Regions from separate parts of the Homo sapiens genome. Here regions 1 and 2 are each linked to region 3. A link is a contact called in ENCODE Hi-C data. All regions are on one chromosome and are shown on one strand. Each heading gives the region's core, a stretch centred on a gene start or an enhancer-like site at or near the end of the contact. The rest is flanking DNA. Distances are from core to core; before and after follow the strand shown.

Region 1 (2,700 bases), core at 155-2,654, 370 kb before region 3:
AAAATAACTACACTGTGGAGAAAATAAATGACATTTTGACTGACTGATCAAAATCAACATCACCAGTGAGGGGCAGACAAAAGGGACTATGACTATGAGGGCCTGAGAAGCACACATCACCACCTATACAGAATTCTGAGCAGGCATGTATATCCTGAACCTAATCGTAAGGAAACATTAGACAGGCCAAAATGAAGAACATTCTAATAAAAAAAGGGGTGAAGAGGCTCTATTGTCCAAATATGCCAATGTCATATAAGACAAAGACTGAGAAACTGTTCTAGATCAAAAGAGAGTAAAGCCATATGGATGGCAGATTAATGTATTCCATCAGTATTAAATTTTCTAGCTTGACATATGTACTGTGGTTAATAAAAGAGCGTCCTTATTCTTAGTTTAAAAAAAAAAACTGAAGTTTTTAGGGGTAAAAGAACTTAATGTATGCAACTTACAATCAAATTTAAGTTGAGTTTTCTGAAAAAACAACTACATTGTTTTCAGGAAAAAAAAATGTAGAGAGAAAACCAACGACAAAGCAAATAAGGCAAAATGTTAATAACAGATGAGGCTGAGTGTGTGTAAAAATTCTTTGTACTATTTTTGTAAACTAACCATTAGCTTGAAAGTATTTTCAAACAAAAAGTTAAAAAAAAGGAAAGGCAAATCTTACATTTCTCAGTGCTTCATAAACAGCTCTAAATGCTGGTTGCTTATCGTCATGGTAAACACCTCTGTTCCCATGAAGAATAAAGATTCCTCCTTCTTCTGCTTCTTGGCAATTGCTTCCATATATACAATGATCTGGTCGATAATTCCATTGACACGGAAAAACAAAAAGGCTTTCTACATAAAGAAAAGACCAAACAATGAAGCAAATACCCCTAATTCCACAGATGTAACATTATGCAAAACTTTCAGTTAAAAAATACAGCTCTTACAAGTAAGAATTAATGAAAAATGTCTGGCATTTAGATCTCTTCCAATTAAAGCAAAATTCAAGAAAAGTTTTACTCCGTCTTAAACATAAATAGCAATAATCATTAATATAAGACAGAATCAGATAAGTGCATGTTTTCCTTTTTCACTAAGTATTATCTGTGATTTTTTTAATGCAAATAAAAGGAATTTAAATAATTACCTGGATTATGAAAAAACACGATATTCAATAGATCTTGATCACCCCATGTGATGTTTAGTTTGTATTTTTTAAGCAATGGCATAAGTATATCTCCCCATTGTAGTCGTACAGTTGTCATATCATTCTGTTGATAAAAACATTCAAAAGAGCTTCAGACTTTCAGGCTTAAAATGGCAGCATGATGACAGTTCCTCATTCTTCCCACAGCAACCATTACAAATCCACAAAGAGAAATGCAAACTCCTCACAATATCAAGTGACATTTCTAACCCTAAATGTGAGAAGGGCTGTACAGTAAAACAGAAGATAACAAAAGGAAGTTGTATGTGGCAGTGACAAAACTAGTAAGTCACGAAAGAAAGCGAAAGTAACTGTGTCCTTATCTTAAAATGAAGATAGTTTTGGTACCTACGTCTGGGCCTACGTCAGAGTTGTTGATGATTAAAATTGTTAATATATAAATTTAAAGTGCTTGGAATAGCACCTGACACGTGGTAAATATTCAGTGTTAGCTATTATTATTTTTTACCATGATGGCTATTAGTCTGATTTATTTGCTTAACTTCTATAATTGGCAGTTCAAATAGATCATTTTGAAATTGATAAATCAAATTAAAAAATGCATACACAACTTAAGTTAAACACTAAAAAACAATATGATTGACAAAAATCAAGGCTGCAGAGGGAGTGGGGAAGATCAACAAAGAAGGAGAAATGTATGAGTTTTGTGTCTACTTGTAGTAAAAAATTCTCACAGAGAACTGGCCTTTTTATGATGGATTTTCCTATCCAAAAACATAGTGTATCTTTCTACTTATTTAAGTGTTCATTTATCTTATTAAATTTAAAACATATATATATATATATATATATATAATACATGTGTGTGTATATATACATGTATATATCCTGCCAATTTCTTTCAAGTTTGTTCCTATGTATGCTATTTCTTTTGAGGGTCTTCCATTTTATATTCTAAAAGGTTGCTATTTGTACATTAGAAAACGCAAGCAAAGAATTCTGTAAAGAGGCACCATGAATGACATATAAAGTCAAAGAAGATTTGCTGAGGAAAATAACTGGGTCCAGTCTAGCAGATGTATGCAGTCCCATAAACTCTCACCATCCCAGAGAGAGGCAAGTTAGGACTGGCAGCTTTGGCAATATTAAGACTGCACTCCAAGAAAGAGACCCTAGTCTCCTGATGCCTCTCATGCTACTGAAGAGCTGACAGATTCACCCAACCCATTTTAACAACTGTAAGCTTTGCTATCAGAATTACAACCCTGCTAACAAAAGTATTTTCCTATTCTTGGATATCAACTAATTGGCATATCAACACTGTTTTCAGGAGGAGACCATACTACGCTACTTGAGAAAGAACCCCTGGAGTCAGCCAGCACAGTAAATGGTTTGACTCTCCTTTTAAAAGCAGCAATTTCTGTATTTTAGTTTTCAACTCAGCCAAATTAACTATATATCCTTAATGTTTATAGTAGTTTTAATAGGTTGAGGTTTTCCAGGGATATAAATATGTCACGCAAATAATAATTCTACATCCT
Region 2 (2,700 bases), core at 95-2,594, 290 kb after region 3:
ATATAATTAGGGTGGTTCCCTTTGGTTGTGTGGACCTGGGTATATAATATGTTGTATTTCAATTCCTATAATTTACAGGCATATGAGCAGGCTAAATATTGTAAAGCAGGATATGGTTCCTGGAGGATGCCAGCATCCACCCACTAATTGACCTGCTAAGAACCAGCAGCAACATGCTCTCCAGTTGTGGTCTGGAGGCTGAATTACAATAAATACCCACATGAGTGTCTTATTTAGATTTGTCCGATTAAAAAAACTCATGTACAAAGCTGATGAGACCTATGTTAGTTGCAGGTTAATACTTGCTGATTTCTTGCCGTCAACTCTCCAGTAAACAAGAACGAAGGCATGGCCAGGCGCTCTCTGTTGCTGCCAGGAAGGGAGGCTTTGAGAAGCCAGCTGCAGGGCAGGGGCATGGCCAGGAGCATTGGTCTTGGAGCCAGATAATTTGGGTTGCACTCTTTGTTTGGATACTTCTCTTCCTTTGACCCTTCGTCACTTATGGAAGCTAGACCACAGTTTTCTCATCTGCAAAATAGAGGCAATGATGTGGTTCTCACAGATGGTTGTGAGATACAAGGCGGCAAGGTTTGAGACTGCTCCTTATAATTAAGTCGTTGGCATAGAGGAAAAGACTGGTGTTTGCAATCCCTTTACTAGGCAGCATCTTGGTGGGAATTCTGAGAAAGGACCCAGTGAGCCTATGGCCAGTCTCCTCCAACTTGGGATGGTGTCTAGATTCCAAACAAAGAGCCAGTGGGCAGCAGAAAAGCAAAGCACTGGTTTCTGACTGAGGGGCCATTGGGCCCCCCGTGGGAGACAGATCTTTAATAATGTTTTTAATGACAGTTCCTTTCCAATGTGGGGGAAGTCTGTACTGAGAGAAACTCGATGCCTCTGGCCTCGGGCGGCAGAATTACCATGTATCTTTTAATCTCAAGGAATAAGGAGCTTTAGTTCACAACAACCCTGTGCATCTTGTCTAGGCCTCCTGCTACACTGTGTTCAGGTAATCACATCAAATGGAGAAATCAGATAGTTTCTGGCTGATTCAAAATGTCCTGGCTGAGAGGCAGAGGAGATGTCAACAGAGATTTCAGGCTCATGGAAAAACGCTCAGGTCCAGCTTCATCTGCTTGTTCCATTCTAATCAGAGAGGTCCTCTGTGGGTCGTAAGACAAGAAACTAGGGGTTTAAAGGTCCCTCAGGAACCAGGGACCAAAATCTGGATCTGAGGAGCAAAATGCTTAAACAAGCTCTGTCTGAGGAGTGAAGGTTAAATGACCCCAGGAATGGGCCAGCTCTTTCTTAAGCAACTTCCTTGGTTTGGGGCCAGAAGGCCTGATGCCCAGTGTCTGTGAATGCACAGGATTGCAGGCGGAGTGCAGCACTTGAGCACCTTCTGTGCTTTTCAGCTCAGCCTTGGAGCAGTTTTATTCCATAAATATTATTATATTTTATATTATATATCATATATAAGTGTATTATAAAAGGCAAAATTGTGACCTGTTGGGTCTTGGACTCAGAACCCATGCTATGGAAAAAGGGACTTCACCCAGTAATAAAATGCTTTGGGATTAGTCCCATCAAAAAGATAAAAATCTTAAATTGCAAGCATCATAAGAGATCTAACTTTATTTAATCGTGGACACGTTTCCTGCTCTAACTTTTTAAAGATGGTCTGCATTTGAAAAGAATTAGGACAATCCTGTATCTTTGATCAACTTGAAAGTCTCTTTAGGGGAAGATATTTAACACTCTGGTTTTTAAACAGAAATCTAAATATGCATCAGCTAATAGTTTCCTACATTAAGCAGTATCAACTTTGCCATTTCATGACATCCAAATGAATAGGAGACCTGTTTTATGCTTAAAAGTGACTATCTGTGAACTAAACACACTTGACTGAGAGGTTTTTATGTGTCATTATTTTTGACACAGCTTGTCATTAGTTTTAACTTTGACCTGATTGCAATGAGGAATTTGGTTGTGCAAGCTTGCCTATTGTTTATCTATACTCAGACTTAATTATTGCTTCCCAGGTCAGTCATCACCATTTTAAGTGGAAAGAAATGGCTTTAACCCTTGGGATGATTCCCACAGAGTTTATTTTGTGTACTTGGATCATGAGGTCAGATGCATAGAAAAAGTGGTCACAGTACTCCTGGGGTGGGGGTGGGGTGAAGTGCAGTCCAGCTACTTGGTGGAGGAGAAAAGTGCGAGGCTTTCTCTCTTGTAGAATCACCTTAGTGGAGATGCGTGAGTCAAAAACTAAGGGGCAGAAGAACGGCCATTGTATGGTGTCTCAGAAGAGTCCTTCTTTCCGTTTCCCCACTATAAAGCTTTTTTTTTTTTTTTTTTTAATTTTCACCATTAAATTCCTTACAGTGGGAGGCACTATTGATACGATGGGCAGGGTAATTTTTCTCTTGTGTCTAATTCCTGGCTATTGCAGGATGTTTAGCATCTCTGACTTTCTTCCCCCAATTATTTTGGCAACAACAATGTCTCCAGAATGTTCAAAATTTACTAAACACATTAACCTGGTTAGTAGAGAACAAAGCATGACTCAGATGAGAAGGCCAGAGAAATTTTCTTGGGAAAAGAGAAGAGAGGGAAGCTTCAGATTCTGCTATAGATCATGTCAAGTGGTAGAGGTGCTAAAAATTTCTGTGGAGGAGCACCAGCAATGAACCTTGC
Region 3 (2,700 bases), core at 48-2,547:
TAGAGACGGGGTTTCACCATGTTTGCCAGGATGGTCTCTGTCTCTTGACCTCGTGATCTGCCCATCTCGGCCTCCCAAAGTGCTGGGATTACAGGCGTGAGCCACCGAGCCCGGCAGGTTCTTTCATTTTTTTTATATTTTTGGTTTCCAAAATATGTTCAGCGGAGCATGGTGGCTCACCCTGGTATTCCCAGCATTTTGGGAGGCTGAGGGAGGTGAATCTCTTGGGGTCAGGAATTCGAGACCAGCCTGGCCAACATGGTGAAGCCCGCCTCTACTAAAAATACAAAAAAAAAAATTAGCTGGGCGTGGTGGTGGGCACCTGCAATCCCAGCTACTCGGGGGGCTGAGGTGCAAGAATCACTTGAACACGCGGGGCGGAGGTTGCAGTGAGCCAAGATTGCACCACGGCACTCCAGCCTGGGCAACAGAGAGCAACTCCATCCCAAAAAAATAAATCAAAACAAAACAAAAACAAAAATATGTTCAAATAGAACATTGTTGAAAAAAATGTATAAAGTAAATGAATGTATAAAAATAAAAACAAAGTTTATTGTCATAGATTGAAGGAGACTAAGAAGATACAACGAGTAAATGCAATGAAGCACCCTGGATTGATCTTGGATAAGAAAAGGAGCATCTGTTAAAACACTGGGAAAATCTAAACAAAGACTATGGTTTAGTTAATGGTATTACACTGCTGATAATTTCTTAGTTTTGATACATATATTATGGTTATGTAAGACGTTAGTGTCAGGGGAAGCTGGGAGAAGGGCATGCAGGATCTCTCTGTAATAGCTTTGCAACTCTTCTGTAAATCTAAAATTATTTTAAAATAAAAAGCTAAAGGGAAAAAATTTTTCCTTTCAAGCCATCATCCATTCCCACCTTCCCCGAGGGTAACTACTATTAATTTGGTATTTGTCTTTCCATACCTTTTCTGAGCATAAACAAATACATATATCATATTGTTTTTTAAATTCTTAACAAAAATGAGACCATCTACTACATGCTCTTCTGCAGCTTGTATTTTCTCACAACCCACTGAAGACATAATACTTATCAAAGTACAAAGACATCTGCTTCCCTTTCTATCAGGAAGGTGAAAAATTAATTGCGGTTTTGACCATTATGGCAAAAAACCGCAATTACTTTTGCAGCAACCAAATATAGATCATTTCATTGTATGAATGTACAGGATTATGTTTAAAACATGCACACAGAACAAAATCCAGGAAATTTTAGTATTTTGCTTGATGTAAACAGTGGAATATTGGCTTAATCTAAGCTTATTTTTCCCAGTGTGAAAGGATGAACTTTTTTTTACCTCGTCACATGCTGAGCACCGTGGTTTGAGCAGTTCTGCATGGTGCCTGCCACAGTGAATTTTTCCATCCTGATAAAAATAGATGAGGTCGACCAGCAGCTCATTACACGTGAAACAGACAAAACAGGATGGGTGCCAGCACACACCAGGGCCCGCACGGGAGGCGAACACTGCAACTTCACCTCCATTTATCTTCAAACCACACTACAAACAAATGGGTTTGAATGTAAAAGGATCATTTTTTAAAGACAGGATTCTCAGGCTTTCCTACTTTAGGATAAATCTCGAATTTGTCAGGAATGTATTTATTTTTGCTACCTCTTTTAGTGATTAAATAGCTCTTTAATGCTGGATTACTGGTGATTCTCCACTGTAAGGCACGTGTCTCAGACATACTACAACTATTTCTAAGGACGGTGTAATCTGATTCACACAAATAGTGGTTTTCCTGTGCCAGCCTCCTGCTGGATACATTTCCTACTCTGAGAACTGCCAGCAAAGATCTGAATGTCTTCATTATGTTTCTGCATCTTTTGAATACGAGATGTATCCTAGCACCTACCTCCATGCCAGGATCCTACCAAAGGCAGGATTTCACCCAATGTTTGCATAAGGGTGACTGACTCCTGCTGTCATACACAGCAGTGTAGCTAGTTACAAATATGAAACATGATTTGCTATTTAATAAAAAGCTAGGCTGTCTTTCTCTCATTTTCTGGAGGCTTTCAGGACCCACACCTCTGCTAGTCCAGTCACCTACCCCCGACTGTCCACCCCATCCACATCACTGCCACAAGCTACGCATCAGAGAAGGGGCTGCTCACCTGCTCACACACAGCATGCATGACTGCTCTGGACAGAAGCTTAATTGTTCCTCTTCCCAGTGCTTCTTTCTTCCGCTGAGCACTGAACACCTGCAACTCTTTTTTCTCCTCTTCACTCAAAGACTGGCAATACCGTACCTTCACAGAAAGCAAAACAGAAACACCACACTGAGTGCACAGTCTTTCTCACCAGTTCTCTACTTCCAGAGTTAGGGTTTCAGGAAGTGAAACAGTAAGTTTAGCTCGCCTGTGTCACACCCCCACGATTTTAAAATGACACCATATCTGAATTTTACAGCCTCTCTAGAAAAAGGGAAATGCAATGTGAAGGAATACTTTTTTTTTAAATAAGAAATGTTTAATTGAAAACCCTTATCAACACAGAATTAAAAAATATATATAGGACATTAACCTTTCCACAAAAGGTTTAAACTTGTTAATTGCCACTTTTACTCTCCATTCTACATGCACTCAACTCAACTGCAGGCCTGAATGACCATAAAGCATTCACTCTGGATGCAGGGGCTGGGAAATCTCAGGAATTTGTAG

Evidence for each region. A loop is a pair of places that touch in the nucleus more often than their neighbours do. Pooled maps may share reads with other maps.
Region 1: a loop to region 3 is called in a map with no recorded cell type, with 8 times the contacts of the local background. The contact joins two enhancer-like sites. A Hi-C loop is called at or near these places in 6 of 37 single-sample maps with no recorded cell type and 8 of 50 pooled maps.
Region 2: a loop to region 3 is called in a map with no recorded cell type, with 4 times the contacts of the local background. The contact joins two enhancer-like sites. A Hi-C loop is called at or near these places in 5 of 37 single-sample maps with no recorded cell type and 4 of 50 pooled maps.

Annotation. Positions count from the first base shown.
Region 1 is chr12:42,096,772-42,099,471 of GRCh38, forward strand. It overlaps GXYLT1 (glucoside xylosyltransferase 1), which reads right to left. Exons shown (of 8, transcript NM_173601.2): 6 at 1,139-1,262; 7 at 671-843. Among named protein-coding and RNA genes, the nearest start is that of GXYLT1, 47 kb to the right of the region's middle. Within about 2 kb of position 1,405, at least 7 of the 41 ENCODE cell types and tissues checked have a DNase peak (open chromatin) inside an H3K27ac peak, as active enhancers do.
Region 2 is chr12:42,758,752-42,761,451 of GRCh38, forward strand. No RefSeq gene overlaps it. Among named protein-coding and RNA genes, the nearest start is that of LINC02450, 68 kb to the left of the region's middle. Within about 2 kb of position 1,345, at least 6 of the 41 ENCODE cell types and tissues checked have a DNase peak (open chromatin) inside an H3K27ac peak, as active enhancers do.
Region 3 is chr12:42,467,299-42,469,998 of GRCh38, forward strand. PRICKLE1 (prickle planar cell polarity protein 1) reads right to left here. Exons shown (of 8, transcript NM_153026.3): 4 at 2,152-2,289; 5 at 1,328-1,531. Among named protein-coding and RNA genes, the nearest start is that of PRICKLE1, 120 kb to the right of the region's middle. RefSeq lists enhancers at 2,206-2,305, 2,316-2,365. Within about 2 kb of position 1,298, at least 8 of the 41 ENCODE cell types and tissues checked have a DNase peak (open chromatin) inside an H3K27ac peak, as active enhancers do.